6 separate regions of the Homo sapiens genome follow, and regions 1, 2, 4, 5 and 6 are each linked to region 3. The links are chromatin contacts, found by Hi-C or POLR2A ChIA-PET in ENCODE. All regions are on one chromosome and are shown on one strand. Each heading gives the region's core, a stretch centred on a gene start or an enhancer-like site at or near the end of the contact. The rest is flanking DNA. Distances are from core to core; before and after follow the strand shown.

Region 1 (2,815 bases), core at 231-2,730, 1.3 Mb before region 3:
ATTTTTTTCTGTAAGTGTATTAAATTTCAATAAAAAGAATTCACACTATAGGGGTACAAAATAACTTAATTTTTCAAAGTCTTCCTTTTATTCAGCCAACATTTTAGTAAGTACCCTTTTTTTTTTACCAAGCACTGCTCTGGGAGCTTGGGACATGGGGTAGAAAGGACGGCATCATTGTCCTCATTGTCCTTCAGCTTAGCTGCAAGGCAGGTGAAGGATGCTTATAGTATGGTTGATTTTTGCTGGGCTCTATGAAGGATCAGAGGGTGCTAAGGAGGCACAGAGAAAGAGCTTTTAACGTGGGTATTTTACTGTTCCAGGGTTGCCACTCAAGTACCTACAGAACAAACGGGTGTAGCTGTAAACTGTGGCAAACTGAAAGCATGTAGGCACAGAGTAAGTAGCTAGAGCTGATTTTTTTCAGGAAAGGCCACAAATCCCAACTTTTATGAGCTCCTCTTTTAAATGCTGTAAATGTTTTACAATGGCGGGGCGCGGTGGCTCACGCCTGTAATCCCAGCATTTGGGAGGCCGAGGGGCAGATCACTTGAGGTCAGGAGTTCAAGACCAGCCTGGCCAACATGGTGAAACCTCTTCTCTACTAAAATTACAAAAATTAGCCGGGCATGGTGGTGCATGCTTGTAATTCCAGCTGCTAGGGAGGCCGAGGCGGGAGGATTGCTTGAACCCGGGAAGCAGAGGTTGCAGTGAGCTGAGATCGTGCCACTGCACTCCAGCCTGGGCGACAGAGCAAGATTCCGTCACACACACAAAAAAAAGGCGTGGGGGGAGGCCAAACAAAACCCCGCAAGACACATTTGGCTATGACCTGCCAGTTTGCTAGGCATTCTTCCAACCTTCCCTCCCTCTGACCAAGAAACTGAGTGTCCACTATTTTAGGCCCTGGGAAATTCAGTAGCGAGGAGGCCAGACAGCTTCGTTGCATCATGGGGGGCTCTGGTACTGTGCTTCTCCAACTTCAGGATGTGTAGGAATCACCTGAGCAGTCTTGTTGAGAGGCGGACACTGACTCGGGAGGTCTGGGGTAGGGCCTGAACGTTTGCCTTTGCGGTTCTAACAAGCTCTCAGGTGATGGCGATGCTACTGTTCCCTGGCCCCGAGGTAGAGGAAGATTTAAGTAAAAGCTTCCTGGAGGAGGCGCAAGTGAACCGCAGGAGCTTTCCCGGACGCCCGAGAAAGGGAGAAACCCCGAAGGAATTCCTCCTCTCTCGGGGCTGGGTCTCCGCATCCACGCCGGGTTTGGTTTCCCAGGCTATCCCACGTGTTCGGGCGTCCGTGTCAATCAGGTTTTCCCCGGCTGGGTCCGGGTTTAAAGGCTGCTGCTGCGCAGGGCGCTCCCATGGTGCCGCGCGGCGGGCGGGTTTGGATTTTAAATCCCCGCGGCCAATCAGTGGCGCGCAGGCTTTTGTAACGTTCCCAGCGCCGCGTTTGAATTCGGGGAGGAGCGGAGCGGTGCGGAGGCTCTGCTCGGATCGAGGTCTGCAGCGCAGCTTCGGGAGCATGAGTGCTGCAGTGACTGCAGGGAAGCTGGCACGGGCACCGGCCGACCCTGGGAAAGCCGGGGTCCCCGGAGTTGCAGCTCCCGGAGCTCCGGCGGCGGCTCCACCGGCGAAAGAGATCCCGGAGGTCCTAGTGGACCCACGCAGCCGGCGGCGCTATGTGCGGGGCCGCTTTTTGGGCAAGGGCGGCTTTGCCAAGTGCTTCGAGATCTCGGACGCGGACACCAAGGAGGTGTTCGCGGGCAAGATTGTGCCTAAGTCTCTGCTGCTCAAGCCGCACCAGAGGGAGAAGATGTCCATGGAAATATCCATTCACCGCAGCCTCGCCCACCAGCACGTCGTAGGATTCCACGGCTTTTTCGAGGACAACGACTTCGTGTTCGTGGTGTTGGAGCTCTGCCGCCGGAGGGTGAGTGTCGCTGCTGGGGAACTGGAACTGCCTGCGGGGCAGTTGGAGCGCCCAGACCTGGAGCTGCTGGAAAGAGTACCCAGCAAGGGAGAGCCTGGGACTTGGAGCTGCTAGAGAAGGGTGCTGGGAGCCTCCCGCTTACGTATGGAAAGTGTCTTTGGTAAGGGCTTCTTGGCTCTGGGAGCTGCTAGAGGAGGGGGTTCCAGTGAAGTGGAGTCTGAGTCATGTTGCTGATAGGGAAGTCAGCTTCTGGACGCGAGGTGCTGGGGGGAGGGGTGCTGGTAATGGACGCTAGGGCCCTGGAGTACCCAGGGAGGAGTCCCAGGTTAGTGATGCCGCGCCCTGGGAGCTTCTGGGGTGGAGCTGGGTCAGTGGGGGGGTAGTTGGAGCCAGACTTCGGGCCTTCCGGGGGAGATACGAGTCAGGAAAGGGATCTGGTGCTGGGGACTCGGAGCTTCCGGAGTGGGGCTGAGAGAGGACCCCCAGGTAAGGGGGGAAGCTAGTAGGAGAAGGGGTGCTGCGAATGGTTGTGGACAGTGTTAAGGCAGGGTCCAGATGCCGCTGTGCTGGAGAAGGAATGGGGTGGGGGCATAGGGAAGGAGAGAAACCCACCAAGACCCCTCTTTCATCCCTTGGGAGTCCAGAGTCCAGTCCTGTGCTTCCTTTGCCTGGTAACCCTCTCCCTTCCCCACCGGCCTCAATCCACCTCCCCATCCCTCCTGCCCTCTCCTTCCCACCCACAGTCTCTCCTGGAGCTGCACAAGAGGAGGAAAGCCCTGACTGAGCCTGAGGCCCGATACTACCTACGGCAAATTGTGCTTGGCTGCCAGTACCTGCACCGAAACCGAGTTATTCATCGAGACCTCAAGCTGGGCAACCTTTT
Region 2 (2,831 bases), core at 41-2,540, 1.0 Mb before region 3:
GATTGATTCAGAACCTCTCAGTTGCATGCAGGGTTAAGGGCCCTGGTCAACTCACGCTGGTCCTCTAGACTGCAGCTCAAGCATCACTTCCTCAGGGAAGCCCTTCCTGACCTCCCTGACCAGGCCCATTTCCAATATTTTGTACTCAGCACACCACATACCTCTTCTTGCTGTCACATATCTTAGGGACATCTAAATATTAGGTTGGTGCAAAAGTAATTGCGGTTTTTGCTATTGTAAATAATGGTGCAATAGTAATTAGTTAAAAGTAATTAAAAATAATGGCAAAAGCACAGTTACTTCTGCACCAACCTAATATTTACTTACATGGTGACAAAGAACCCAGATTCTGGATAAAAATGAATCACTAGCTGTGTGACCTTGGGCGAGTTACTTAACTTCTCTGTGTCTCAGTTTTCTCCCCTATAAAATAGGAATAGTCAAAAACCTGTTTTACATGGTCGTTGAGGATCAAATTAGTTCATAATATGTAAGGCGCTTGGAACAGTGCCTGGCACATGGTGAGTGCTGTATGTGGTAGCTGTTACTGCACTAGTAATTATTACCCCCTGCTGGGATCTGTAAATCCCTGAAGGTGGGGTTGGCATCCGTTGTTTGATCACTCCACACCTAGGATGCTGCATGAACATAATAGCTCTTCAATACCTGTCTGTTCAGCAGAGTGGCGTCCTAGTGAGGTTCTTGGTAAAAGATGAAAGGTGAGATGTGGAATTGCAAAAAAAAAAAAAAAGTATAGACATCAGAGTTGGCCTGCACAGAATTCACCTTCCTCAGTTAGGGCCCTTGTCTATGCGGGCCTGCTGGTTCAGGGTCATTGTTTCTAGCGGTCATGAGGATCAGAGCCTGCCTGGACTTGCTGTGTGCAGAGTCCCCGGTGCAGATGGCCACCTGGCAGGCATTTGCTCCAGCAGCATCCTTTGCAGGAATGGGAGGCTCCTCTGTAATTCACAAACTCACCGTGTCCTTCTATACAGAGGATCTTTCTGCTCTTCTGAAATGCAGACTTGGGTGTGCTGAGAGCTTCTGTGACAGAGGGTGCTGTCAGGAAGCTGGGCATCCAGGGCTGCACCTGGAAACCAAGCTGGCAGCGGCTTTGCAAGTTGAATAATCTTATGTTGTGATCTTGCATTTACGGGACCCCCCACTTAGCAAAAAGGGGTGCTCAGACCACTTCCCTTAGTTGGCTTACGGCACTGCAGGGGGAGAGGGGTGGGGAGGGGAGGAGATGGGTGTGGTTTTGTGGGTGATGGAGGATTTATTTATAATGTGGGTGTGATCCGTTGCCATGTGACTATTCCCTGAAACTACTGTACACCCTGAGCAATGAATGCACAACCCGGCCTGCACAGGAAGAGGTGGGGCTCACTCTGTGAACAGCCTCCACCAGAACTCGAAGGCCCCCTGGGGAATACCAAGCCTAACCCCTTTGTTTTCAGAAGGAGGAACTGAGACCAGACCATGGCAGTGACTTGCCCAAGATCACAGATGTCATTTTTATTCTAAGCTAACATTTGTCATATGGATACTACATGCCAGTCACTGTGCCAAGCTAAGCATCATCATTGTGATTTCATTAATCTGTACACATCTAGAAAGCAGGCTCATTATATTCAGCAAACACTTGCATAGTGTATATATGATGTGCCAGGCACTGTGCTGAGTCTTTTACAAATATTAATCCATTAAATTCTCATAATCCTATGAGGATTTAGTGTGATTATTATTTCCTTTTATTTATTTATTTAAGACAGAGTCTTGCTCTTGTCACCCAGGCTGGAGTGCAATGGCATGATCTCGGCTCACTGCAACCTCCACCTCCTGGGTTCGAGCAATTCTCCTGCCTCAACTTCCTCCCAAGTAGCTGGGACTACAGGCACCCGCCACCATGCCCAGCTAGCTAATTTTTGTATTTTTAGAAGAGATGGGGTTTTACCATGTTGGCCAGGCTGGTCTCGAACTCCTGGCCTCAAGTGATCCGCCCGCCTTGGCCTCCCAAAATGCTGGGATTACAGGTGTGAACTGCCGCGCCTGGCCTTATTTCCATTTTAAAGATGAGGACCCTGAAGCTCAGAGAGGTTGGGTAACCTGTCCAAAGTCACACAGCTGGGAGGTCATTGAGTTGGGAGTCAATCTCAGACAGTCTGGCCTTGAAGTGTCTGCTCCAGCACTGTCATTTCTCTCCATGTGACAGCTCTTCTCTCCATTTTACAGGTGAGAAAATCAAGGCTTATATAACTCAAGTAGCTTGCTCGAGGCTGCACGACTGGAAATTACCAGAGCTGGTGTTGAATTTGCACATTCCAGCTATAGAATCTGACCCCTGATCTCATGCTAAACTCCCTCTCAGTGGGGCTAGGGTCTTTTGGCTGAGGGGTCCAAGCTGGGAACAGGTCACGGGGGTTGAGGCAGAGCCTGAAGCCAGCAGGTGGAGGTGGGGTGGTGTCAGCCAGGTCTACCTGGGTTGACTCTGAACCTCATGCAGTGGAGCAGTTACTCCCTTCCCATGGGGCAGAGCCCCAGCTAGGTGGCCATCGCCTGGTTACACCCTCTAATTCCTTAAGATTTCAGCTTAAACTTCATTTTCTCAGGGAAGCCCTCCTGACTCTATCCAGCCGACACTCTCCTTGTAAATTCTCTAAGCACTGAGTGTCTCCTTTGCAGCTGTTGGAAGTGTACATTGGTTTATGCTTCTTTATTGTTTTCCCCAACTAGACTGACATAGGGAAGGTACTCAACGAATATTTGGTGACTAAATGGTTAAATAAGTGAATGGCTTATAGCTGTAGTAGAAGGAATTGGCACAGGAAATC
Region 3 (2,732 bases), core at 194-2,693:
CCTTCCTCTCAGCATTATTTCTTTAATTTTCCTGCAAATAACAGAAAAGTAGGTTTGTCTGGGCTTTAGGGGCAGCGATTAACCCTGAAAATAAGAGTTAATTCTCACCACAATAATACGGTAGGGAATCGAAAAAATTAAACAAGGAAACTAAGCAAAAAGATGGAGGAAATGAAACAGTAAAAAGCAAATTTAGAAAACTCGAGAGGAAGTAAAAGTATTTTCATACACTCAAAAAAAAGAAGTGTCCCACGTGCTTCAGCCAAACCAAACTCCCCTTAACTGTTAAAAACAGAAAATCAAAAGAAGAGCTGTGAGAAATTCATACTTTCGTATCTCTTTGCTGAATAAACACTAAATCGGTACAGTACAGCCAGCTGCCCTGAAAGACCTTGAAATATTAGCCCCAGATAATACAGCACATGACAGTCACCTCCAGAAACTCTCAAAAACCACAAATCATTTCTTGTTCTGACAACCTGATCTACCAACTCTGGTCTAGCCTGCCATTTAATAATCAATAACGTTTCTTGTTAAGCACTTCAACCGTAGCAAAGGAAGATAAAGAAGCATTTGTTTCCAAACCTAAGGTGAGACTTTTTAAATTGGCGCAAGGCGTCTCCATAATCCTTTTCCGCCAATTCCTAATTTCTAAATGTCAAGAACTGGCAGCAGCAGTCCAGTTCCTAGGAGCCCTGGTTTTGAGACAGCACCACCTCCGAATTCCCTCAAAGGGCGTTCTGAACTCACTGAGCAAATCCGGCTGGCTTTCATGTCCCTCTAGCCATTTCTTGCCGCCATGCACTTACAGGAGAAGGACTCGCAAACAGCGGGAGCACCGGGAAAGCCTGGGACTGCCGCCCCCCACAGCACAGCGCTCGGCACAGCGTTAGGGACAGAAGTCACCGTTGTTGAGCCCAGGGCAGCGATCCCAGCTGGCTCGGCCCCCGGGAAGGGAGGAGAAGGACCGGGTCTACTCCCCGAGGGCGATGCTCCCGGGGCAGGGACAATGGGCAGGGGACCCCGCGGTGTGGCGGAGGAGGCGGCGGCCCTCCCCTGCAGGTCTCGGGAGCCCGGCGGCGCTGAGAGACAGGCGGGCCGCCTGGAGCGCGGCGCTCGGGCCTCAGCGCGGCGCAGCCCCCGGGCCCGTGCCCCGCTGGTCTCGGGCAGGGGCTGCGGCCCAGCTCAGAGCCGCCGGACCGCGGAGGAGCCGTCCCGCCCCCGCGCCCTCCGCCCTCCGCCCCCAGCCCCGGTGCGACCCCCGTGCTGCCCGGCGCACTCGCCTGCCCACGGTCTGGTTAGCCAGCTGCTTCATGCGGTTGAACTGCTTCTTCATGGCGGCGGTGGCGGCGGCGGCCCGCGGGGCTCGGGCCGGGCAGGGCGGGGGACAGCCTGGCAGCTACTACATCGCTTCCCGGCCCAAACGGCGGCGCGGCGGTGGCTCCCCGGGCCGGCGGCCCCGCCCTCGCCTCGTCACTTCCAGTGGCACCGCCCGCCCGCCCTCTAGGTCTGGCCGAGCCGAGCTGAGCCCGAGTAGAGCCGAGTCGAACCGAGCCGAGGCTAACAGTGCCTTACCTGACACGGGCGAAGAGCTAGAAGGCCCCGGGCGAGAAGACCACTAGGCCTCCTCCGCCTGGCCTCCCCGACCCCAACGCTGCCCGGTCACCCTCTCGTTTATTTCAACGTATGAAAAGCTGTTTCTAGCAGGGCGCAGTGGTTCAACGTTGTAATCTCAGCACTTTGGGAGGCCGAGGGGGCAGATCACTTGAGCTCGGGAGTTCGAGAGCAGCCTGGCCAACACGGTGAAATCCTGTCTCTACTAACAATACAAATTTAGCTGGGCGTGGTGGTGGACGCCTGTAATCCCAGCTACTCAGGAGGCTGAAGCAGGAGAACGGCTTTTACCCGAAAGGCAGAGGTTGCAGTGAGCCGAGATGGCGCCACTGCACTCCAGCCTGGGCAACAGAGTGAGAGACCCTGTCTCGAAAAAAAAAAAAAAAAAAAAAATTAAAGTCAATGTGTGTTTTCCTTAACACACGTGCTCACACACTCATGTCTTCCTGGTTTGGTGGCCTTGGCTCCAGGTAAGCCCCTTCTTTGCATTGGATGGGCAGCAATGTGGCTTCTTTCATCAGCCACATCTCAAATGTGCTCCTAAATGTCATAGAAAAAGGAAAGAGCTCCCTAACTATGGGATAAAGGAGACTGATGCCAGTTTGGAATTCTTAATATCAAAGAATGAGGGACTTCAAGATCTTTTTAGTGACCTAGGAGAGACCTAGGAAGCATCAGAGCTTCAGATAGGGCAGCAAACTAAAAGTTATCGACATCAATTACAACAGAAAGAGGTAGAAATGAGCCTTCCTAAAACAAGAAAGCAAGCACTACAGGATCGGTTGCAGGACCGGCAGCCAGCCCTGGAGTCAGCACATTCAGGGAAGGCCGGAGGTTCCCATCCACACTGCATCCCCTCCATTCCATGTGGTACCCATCATGCTTCAGTGTTCCACGACGCTTACATGGGTTTTTATGACATAATTTCATCATAACAAGAAATAAACAGATAGTCCAATGAAGTTCTAAAACTTGAGTCTCCAGTTGGCCATTGGAAATGTATTGCTCAGACTTATAAAATAGGAGGAACAACTAGTTTTGATGAAAATGAAATCTACAAACTACAAACACCAAATATTAATATCATCAAGGAGCTCAAACAAAAAAGAAGTCAGGAT
Region 4 (2,700 bases), core at 12-2,511, 1.2 Mb before region 3:
GAATATCTTTTCATTTATTTGTGTTTTCCTCAGTTTCTTTCATCAGTGTTGTATAGTTTTCAGTATACAGATAGTTTGCTTCCTTGGATACATTTACACCTAAGTAATTTTTTTTTTGCTGCTATTGTAAATTAGTTTGTTTTCTTAATTTTCTGGTCTGGTAGTTTGTTATTAGATAAGCTAGTATATAAAATTAGAATAATTAGATAATCTAATATAGAAACACTACTGATTGTATGTTGGTTTTGCATCCTGCAGTTTTATTGAATTTGTTGATCAGTTCTAACAGCTTTTTTAGTGGATTCTTTAGGGTTTTCTGTATATAAAATCACCTTGTCAACAAATAGAGACAAGTTCACTTCTTCCCTTCCTATTAGGATGCCTTTTATTTCTTTCTCTTTCCTAATTACTCTGGCTGGGACTTCCAGTACTCTATTGAAAAGAAAGGGTGAGAGTGGGCGTCCTGATCTTAGAGGAAAGGCTTTCAACTTTTCAGTGCTGAGAAGGATGTTAGCTACGGGTTTGTCATAATAGAGCCCATAGTGTTTATTGTGTTGAGTGCATTTCCTTTATACCTTATTGCTGAGTACTTTTTTCATGAAAGAATGTTAATTTTTTTCAAGTGCTTTTTTTTCCTGCATCTATTGAGATGATCATATGATTTTTATCCTTTATTTTGTTAACATGGGTATCACATTTATTGATTTCTATGTGTTGAACCATCCTTGCATCCCAGGGAGAAATCCCACTTGATCATGGTGAATAAAATTCTTTTAATGTGTTCTTCAATTTGGTTTGCTAATATTTTGTTGAGGATTTTTCCATCTATGTTCATCAGGGATATTGGTTTATAGTTTTCTTCTCTTGTGTTTTTGTTTGGCTTTGGTATGATAGTCTTGGATAATGAGTTTAGAAATACTCCCTTAATTTTTTGGAAGAGTTTAAGAAGAATTGATTGACATCCAGATCAAGAAACAGAACATGCTGGTACCCTAGAAGCATCATCTCACAATCCCTATCAACCGTATCCTTCAGGAGTAATCACTATCCTAACCTCTATCACCTATGATTACTTTCATCTGTTCCTGAACTTATGCCCACTTTTCTGTTATGCAACTCCATTGACTTATGCCCATTTTTCTGTTAAAAAATTTAAAAAGTGCAGAGCTTTAAGTTACTGAGGCTGAGCCTGAGAAATGTTAGCTGGGACTTTTTTAGTTTTGCATAGAGGAAGTGAAATCCGTATGGGAGACAGGCACCTTCTGGAATCACCCATTGGGGAATGGTGCCGTTTGCCTTCTTTGGGGAACATCTGCTTCCTGTTTCAATGTTGCCCATCGGTTCCAGACTGTTCAACAAGGAAGCCAGGGCATTCTGACAGTTTTTCCACACAATAATTTAGCTCTGTAAATACTAGGAAAACTTGAGCTCACAAACTATTTTTAGGGCTTAACATTTCAAAAATTCTGTATTAGTAAGAATCTATTAAAGCTGCTGTAACAGACAAACCTTGAAGTCTCTGTGGCTTGACAGAAGGGAGTTTATTTCTTACTCATGTCACTAACCAGTGCAGGTGGTCCTGGTCAGGACATCTTCCACAGAGTCACACAGGACCCCAGGGTCCTCCCCATTGGGCCAGTGGAAGGGGAAAGGGAAATTGAGAAAGCACACTCATTTCACAACAACTTCAGCTGGGGAAGGAAGTCACATCACTTCTGCTCACATTCTATTTGCCAGAACCCAGGCAAAGAGGCAACCAACGGAAGGGGGTCCTGGGACATGTCGACTAGCTCTATGTCCAGGAGGAAAAGAAAACAGGTTTTGATGAACTCAGTAAATCTCACTCCAGTCTCCAAAGCCATAATTTCCTTTGTCTTTCTTTGCGGTGATGTATCTAGTTTTATCTCTCACTTGACTGGTAAAACTAAGATGCAAAACTCTGGACGTCTTTATCTTATCAAACATAGCAGGGAAAGAGTGAGTTCTATTTGTGTTCCTAAAAGTGAAATAAAGAAGCACTTTTCTTGTTTTTAGTTATTAGAACAATCTGGCTCTTGTCAGACTTTCTAGTTTTTCAATCAGTCAGAATTCTTGCCTCTCTGGTTGCCTGTTGTATTAATCCATTCTCATGCTGCTAATAAAGGCATAACTGAGACTGGGTAATTTATAAAGGAAAGAGGTTTAATTGACTCACAATTCAGCATGGCTGGGGAGGCCTCACAATCATGGCAGAAGGCAAAGGAAGGTCAAGGCACTTCTTACATGGCAGCAGGCAAGAGAGCGTGCACAGGGGAACTGCCCTTTATAAAACCATCAGATCTCGTGAGACTTATTCACTATCACGAGAACAGCATTAGAAAACCCACCCCCATGATTCCATTACCTTCCGCCAGGTCCTTCTCATGACACATGGGGATTATGAGAGCTACAATTCAAGATGAGATTTGGGTGGGGACACAGCCAAACCATATCACCTGTGGACATCCCAAGCAGATCTCTTTGAGGCCGGGTTAGTTCTCTTCTAAGCTGACTTGTTATATAGAAGAATCCTTTGTTGGTTCTACTTCCAGATATTTGACTGGACACCCAACAAATCAATTATCTATTGCTGGATAGCACATAACCTCAAGGCTTAGTGGCTTAAAGTAGCCACTGTTTTATTTAGTTTTAGTTTCTGTGGGTCAGTAATTTGGGCTGGGC
Region 5 (2,940 bases), core at 59-2,558, 1.5 Mb before region 3:
AACATAAACTCCTTTCTGCAGCACACAAGGCTCTTGAAGATCTCGCCCCAATTAGCCGTGCAGCCCCTTTCCCGGATTCCTGAGCTTTAGGCTTGCACTCCAGCGGACTGACCTACTTGTTCCCGGAGTGCTCCACATTCTCTTGTCCCCAGCTTTTGCACACGCAGTTTCTTCTGCCTGGAATGCGGTCGGCTGTGACGACCCCCAGGTAAACCAACTCCTACCACCACAGGTGAAACGAACGCCCTCCTCCTCCTCGCCAATCCCGTTAGTAAGGTGATGTGACTGCCGGCTTGTACCCACTAAAAAATGTTTTGGTGAGCAAGGACCCTGTGTTATGCATCTCAGTGTTCCTGGCACCTAGCAGAGCTGGGTACAAGGGGAATATTCTTTATCCCCTTTGAACCTCAATCCCTCATTGGTAAAACGGAGATAATAATAACCCCTAAGATGACTGTGAAGCTTACAGGAGACATGCAGAAGAATTCTGGCCAAAGGGTTTGAGCCCAACCAGGGTAACATAATGAGACCCCGTCTCTTAAAGGAAAAAAAAAACACACATATATATATATACGCACACACACACACACGTGTGTGTGTGTTTAAAAAAAAAAGTCTGGCCAAAGTAAACACAAAAGGTAAAAAATTTCTTTTTGACGCGGTAGCCAGATAGAGATCTTTCTCAGCCCCAAACAGACTGCATGTCTTGCACGACTGCGTCTCCTTAAGCCTCAAGGTCCCCGCTTCCGTAGTGGGGTTAATAATAGAAGCCAGCTCGGGGTGGGAATGAGGATTAAGCAGGACTAAGCCGCTGTGAGCACAGTGCCTGGCGCAGGGGAAAGCGCAGGTCACGTAGCCATTGGGGTGGGGGTCGGGGTCCTGTGCTGCTGCTAAGTTGGGGGGTGGGCGGAGGGGGAGGGGCAGAGCTCAGAAGGGGGCCGCTGCCCCGGCGGATGCTTGGGGCTCCTCTCGGGGGACCCCTGGGCGATCTTCCCCACCGCGCCGGGCCCAGGCCCCCTACCCGGCCGCCGGCCTCCCCTGCGGCCGCCCGCCCCGAAGCAAGGCCCCGGGAGGCGGGAAGCGAGGCCTCACGTGCGGCGCAGCGGCTGCGCCGAAGGCCTGCCAGGCTACTCACTGAGCCACAGCTCCAGCGACGCTGCCGGGCCCGGGGGACCCTGGGCCGACTCGGTTCCCGCCACAGCCGCCGCCACCGCGGTCGCCGCCATCGCTCCAGCCCCGACGCTGCGGCCGCGGGCGCCACTGCCTCTTCAGCCGCTGTAGCGTCCTGGCGCTCTCCTCTGCTGACTGCGCGGCAGGAGCGGTGGACACGTGACGGGGCGGGGCCGCTGGCGCCACGCCCACCCCAGGCCCCCCCTCCACGCGGGACCGGCCGGAACATTTCTTAGTCCAGATCCCTCCACCCAGCGCTGGTCTTCTAAGACCACTCACCGTACGGTTGCCAGATAAAATACAAGACGCCCAGTTAAATTTGATTTTCAGAAGAACACGAATAATTCTTTTAGCATTTTTATTTTTTAAGAGACGGGGTCTTGCTCTGTCACTCAGGCTGGAGTCCAATGGCGCGATCACGGCTCACTGCAGCCTCCACCTCCTAGGCTCAAGCGATCCTCCCGCTTCAGTCTCCGGAGGAGCTGGGACTAGGGGAGGGCACCACCACGCCTGGCGTGTGTGTGTGTGTGTGTTAGAGACTGGGTTTCACCGTGTGTGTGTGTGTGTGTGTGTGTGTGTGTGTGTGTGTGTGTTAGAGACTGGGTTTCACCATGTTGCCCGGGTGGTCTCGAACTCCTGGTGTTAGAGACTGGGTTTCACCGTGTGTGTGTGTGTGTGTGTGTGTGTGTGTGTGTTAGAGACTGGGTTTCACCATGTTGCCCGGGTGGTCTCGAACTCCTGGGCTACAAGATCCTCTTACCTCGACTTCCCAAAGTGCTTGCATTTATTTTTTATTTTTCTTTTTTTCTTTTTTTGAGACGGAGTCTCACTCTGTCGCCTAGGCTGGAGTGCAGGGGTGCCATCTCGGCTCACTGCAACCTCCACTTCCTGGGTTCAAGCGATTCTCCTGCCTCAGCGTCCCGAGTAGCTGGGACTACAGGTGCATGCCACCACACCCAGCTATTTTTTTTTTTTTTGTATTTTTAGTAGAAACGAGGGTTCACTATGTTGGCCAGGCTGGTCTCGAACTCCTGACCTCGTGATCTGCCCGCTTCGCCCTCCCAAAGTGCTGGGATTACAGGGGTGAGCCACCACGCCCGGCCTATGTGCTTGCATTTTTATTCACAGAAGGGTTTTCCTGGAACACTTTTTTTTTTTTTCAGATGGAGTCTCGCTCTGTCGCCCAGGCTGGAGTGCAGTGGTGCTATCTCGGCTCATTGCAACCTCCACCTCCCTGGTTTCCTGGAACACTTCTAAACTAACATGTCCTGCATTCCTCAATACTCTGCTTTATTTTCTGCATCACACAGTACACCATCGATGTATTATTTACTTGCTTATTCTGTTAAAAGATAATTTTCCCAAAAAAGTATGTCATGATTATCATAATTATGAAATGAATACGTGTTAAATATTTTATTTAATTACATGAGGGAACCAAGCAGATGTTATAATCAATCCAAAAGTGAAGTCAAAGAAGGGCAAATTTATCTGGAAAAAAAGGAAGATAAGACGAATGTGCAAATGGAGGCAAAACTGGCTTTTCGACCGGGGTGAGAGCTGTCCCTCCAGTGAGCGGAATTTACCTATTTATAGGCAAGAATTATTTTGCATTGGTATCAACTTAACAGAGTTATGAGACTTCTCAAAGACAAAGAAAGGCTAGAACCTGGAAGGTTGTGCTGTCTAGACAACACATAATTTTCCATTGAAGCTGTTGTGCCGTACCCCTATTAACTTCAGTAGGGATGGCACCATGTTTGAAAGGCG
Region 6 (2,841 bases), core at 1-2,500, 1.2 Mb before region 3:
ATTCACTTGTTCATCCATGCCCTCACTCAATCAACCAATATTTACTGGGGTCTTGGGAGGTGTCAGGCACTGAGCTTGGTGCTGGGCGACATGGTGGTGAACAGCCCCCCTGCTCTCACAGAGCCTAGGTCTGGTGAAGGAGCTCACAGCCTAATGAAGCTCTGCGTTCCCAGAGTGGGGGACATGGTGGCAGTGGGTATCTTTAGGCCTTGTGCATGAACAGGGCGCTAAATAACATTGAATTACACATTGTAGACAATTATTACCCTTTCAGTTACCTTCAGATCACATCAAGGAGAGAGTCCTGGTTGGATAGTAATGTCTTTAACACCCCTCTAGCATTTATTAATTTCCTCTCTTAACAAATAAAAGATGACTTCAGTCGAAGATGCTTAGGACAGATGACGGCACCTGGAGATATTTTAATAATGTAGATACCTCTTGCTGTTCAAACTCAGACCAAAAGAGATAGGCTTTTTTTCCCCCAGAGGGTGCACAAATACGACCAGAATTTGTGAAGACGAGTCAGAAATGAATGAAATTTGGAAAAATATTGATCTACTGAAATCCTTCCTCCCCACACTATTAGCCCTATGTTACAGTTGGGGAAACGGAGTCGTTTTGCAGAGGGGATGGACAGAAGGTAGGGAGTTCTCTTCCAAACGTGCAGGAGGCAAGCAAAGCCAAGAATCTTCTCTGTGGTGGAGTTAGAGACATATAAAATAAAGATCGCTCCTCCCCTACCTCTGCAGAACGTGTGTGTGTATGTGTGTGTAAGTGTGTGCGGCCACAAGCCTTTCCGAATGAGTGACAGCGGGAGCCCATCCCTCCAGGAGACGCGTGCAGAATGACCAATGGGATGGATGGGGGTGGATGGGTACCAGTCTCCGCAGAGGCCGGGGTGGAATTCGCTGCGCCCCACCCCTTCCACCCGCTCCCCTTCGCCCCGTAGGTCTTTCCACTCTCGCTCCTCCCCTGGGCACATCTCCTGAACGCAGCCCCGGGGGCCGAGGACGGGGTGGGGTGGGGGGCGAGGCTCGGGTCCGACGACCCCGGGCTGCGGTCCCGGCGCTGCAGAGCTGCGGCTGTGCACGCTTAGCCGCGAGGCCCGCGGTAGCCCGGGCGCCGATATGTAAAGCAGCTGGCAGCGCTGGGCGGGGCCTGGGCGCGATGCAAATGAGGAGGGCGGGGCTGGCCCGGGGCTCCGCCTCCCTCCCCCGCAGCTGGGGCCAGCGGTGCCAAGCGCAGCTGGACGAGCGGCAGCAGCTGGGCGAGTGACAGCCCCGGCTCCGCGCGCCGCGGCCGCCAGAGCCGGCGCAGGGGAAGCGCCCGCGGCCCCGGGTGCAGCAGCGGCCGCCGCCTCCCGCGCCTCCCCGGCCCGCAGCCCGCGGTCCCGCGGCCCCGGGGCCGGCACCTCTCGGGCTCCGGCTCCCCGCGCGCAAGATGGCTGACCCGGCTGCGGGGCCGCCGCCGAGCGAGGGCGAGGAGAGCACCGTGCGCTTCGCCCGCAAAGGCGCCCTCCGGCAGAAGAACGTGCATGAGGTCAAGAACCACAAATTCACCGCCCGCTTCTTCAAGCAGCCCACCTTCTGCAGCCACTGCACCGACTTCATCTGGTGAGCGCGCGCGCGCAGGGCACCTTCCCGGGCCCCCGAGGGCAGCGCCGCGCCAGGGACCCCCTCTCCGCGCCCTCTGCGCCCTCCGCGCCCTCCGCACCCTGGGACCCCGCGTCTCCGGACTCCCGGCTCCGGACCCTGCTGCCCGGGACTCCCGGATGGACAGTCCTGCCGTTGCCCTGTCCCCACCCTGGTCCCAGACGGGCCGCCGCGGGGCGCCTCCTGCCCTCTCCTGCTCTCAGGCGCCTCTAGAGCGCCCAGGGGCGGCGTCGCGGGAGCCTTTGCTCCACCTGACTAGGAGCGCGCGGGGTCTGTGCCTGCCCTGGAGGGCAGCGCCTCGGGTGCTCTCCGACCCGGGGTTCCCTATCTCTCCGCCTGCTTCCGGGCGCGAGGAGCCCTCGCCCCCCACCCCTTGTTTCCGGGGGGGGCGGCGCCCTGGGTGTCCTTCTCTATCTCCCTGCGGGCATGGGACATCCTTTCTCACTCCTCTGTGCCTCCGGGCAGCGCCCTGTGTTATCTCCCATTGCCCCTCCCCGAGGGCCTGGGTTCCCCTTTCCACTCCTCGGTCACATCACTGCGGGCCCCTTTCTTCCCCAGTCCCTCCAGTAGTGGGGCATCCTTTCCTCCTTCCCAGTCCCCCTCCCAGAGGACACCACCGCCGCGGGGTCACTCTCGCCCTCCCTCTGAATGCGTCTTTATCTCTTCTCTTTTCCCGAGGGTGCTCGGGGCATCTATGGGTACATCTGTCGCCTGCCTTCAGCCCCTACCCCGACGGAAACGCTCCCCACTATCCCGCCACCTGGTGGTCGCAGCCTCCTCTCTTCTGCAGGAGTGAAGGCAGATGGGGGTTACAGCCGAGCTCCCACCTACCCCCACAAAGGCGGAAGACTCTTGGGCACCCGCCTGTGGCTGGGAGTTTGCACCTGGGGTACAGAGGCAGGGAGGAAGGCGGGTGACTCTGTGGGTAACTAGCTGGAGGCTGGGCCCCCCGGGCTGCCTGACATACACCTCCTTCTGCTTTTGCAGGGGCTTCGGGAAGCAGGGATTCCAGTGCCAAGGTAGGCTCTGGGGCTTTGGGGATGCTATTTGTGGGAAGAGAGGGTGAAAAATACTTTATAGAAGAAGTTACTGAGTTAGGCAGAGAGTGAAAGAATCACGTTGGTCGGAGTGACCTCCCAGGCTAGGAATTCTTCACCACAACAGGGTCCTTTCAAGGGGTGTGTGT

The links. Hi-C counts contacts between places; a loop is a spot of excess contacts on that map. ChIA-PET counts read pairs that join two places held with the same protein, here RNA polymerase II (POLR2A). Pooled maps may share reads with other maps.
Region 1: a pooled map shows a loop between it and region 3 (2.6-fold over the local background). The contact joins the promoter of PLK1 here to the promoter of ARHGAP17 in region 3. A Hi-C loop is called at or near these places in 2 of 50 pooled maps. POLR2A ChIA-PET finds 5 or more read pairs at or near these places in 2 of 52 experiments (CD4-positive, alpha-beta T cell and PC-9).
Region 2: a pooled map shows a loop between it and region 3 (5-fold over the local background). The contact joins the enhancer-like site here to the promoter of ARHGAP17 in region 3. A Hi-C loop is called at or near these places in 2 of 37 single-sample maps with no recorded cell type and 2 of 50 pooled maps.
Region 4: a pooled map shows a loop between it and region 3 (2.9-fold over the local background). The contact joins the enhancer-like site here to the promoter of ARHGAP17 in region 3. A Hi-C loop is called at or near these places in 6 of 37 single-sample maps with no recorded cell type and 6 of 50 pooled maps.
Region 5: a loop to region 3 is called in a pooled map, with 5 times the contacts of the local background. The contact joins the promoter of GGA2 here to the promoter of ARHGAP17 in region 3. A Hi-C loop is called at or near these places in 2 of 37 single-sample maps with no recorded cell type and 5 of 50 pooled maps.
Region 6: a loop to region 3 is called in a pooled map, with 4 times the contacts of the local background. The contact joins the promoter of PRKCB here to the promoter of ARHGAP17 in region 3. A Hi-C loop is called at or near these places in 6 of 37 single-sample maps with no recorded cell type and 11 of 50 pooled maps.

Annotation. Positions count from the first base shown.
Region 1 is chr16:23,677,409-23,680,223 of GRCh38, forward strand. PLK1 (polo like kinase 1) reads left to right here and starts at 1,481. Exons shown (of 10, transcript NM_005030.6): 1 at 1,481-1,932; 2 at 2,676-2,815. The coding sequence starts at 1,525. DCTN5 (dynactin subunit 5) reads left to right here. Exons shown (of 6, transcript NM_032486.4): 6 at 1-64.
Region 2 is chr16:24,013,046-24,015,876 of GRCh38, forward strand. The region is part of intron 3 of PRKCB (protein kinase C beta); the gene reads left to right. Among named protein-coding and RNA genes, the nearest start is that of PRKCB, 180 kb to the left of the region's middle. RefSeq lists enhancers at 1,406-1,525, 1,636-1,705. Within about 2 kb of position 1,291, at least 7 of the 41 ENCODE cell types and tissues checked have a DNase peak (open chromatin) inside an H3K27ac peak, as active enhancers do.
Region 3 is chr16:25,013,926-25,016,657 of GRCh38, forward strand. It overlaps ARHGAP17 (Rho GTPase activating protein 17), which reads right to left and starts at 1,444. Exons shown (of 20, transcript NM_001006634.3): 1 at 1,284-1,444. The coding sequence starts at 1,336. It also overlaps the pseudogene LOC100421171. RefSeq lists enhancers at 332-1,000, 1,001-1,669 and silencers at 983-1,032, 1,093-1,142, 1,203-1,252, 1,333-1,582.
Region 4 is chr16:23,851,720-23,854,419 of GRCh38, forward strand. All of the region lies in intron 2 of PRKCB (protein kinase C beta), which reads left to right. Among named protein-coding and RNA genes, the nearest start is that of PRKCB, 17 kb to the left of the region's middle. RefSeq lists an enhancer at 1,801-1,890. Within about 2 kb of position 1,262, at least 2 of the 41 ENCODE cell types and tissues checked have a DNase peak (open chromatin) inside an H3K27ac peak, as active enhancers do.
Region 5 is chr16:23,509,186-23,512,125 of GRCh38, forward strand. It overlaps GGA2 (golgi associated, gamma adaptin ear containing, ARF binding protein 2), which reads right to left and starts at 1,309. Exons shown (of 17, transcript NM_015044.4): 1 at 1,136-1,309. The coding sequence starts at 1,226. RefSeq lists silencers at 996-1,165, 1,236-1,465, 1,536-1,585.
Region 6 is chr16:23,834,733-23,837,573 of GRCh38, forward strand. It overlaps PRKCB (protein kinase C beta), which reads left to right and starts at 1,251. Exons shown (of 17, transcript NM_002738.7): 1 at 1,251-1,616; 2 at 2,643-2,674. The coding sequence starts at 1,444. RefSeq lists silencers at 747-1,386, 1,417-1,496, 1,827-1,906 and enhancers at 860-1,407, 1,408-1,953, 2,217-2,356.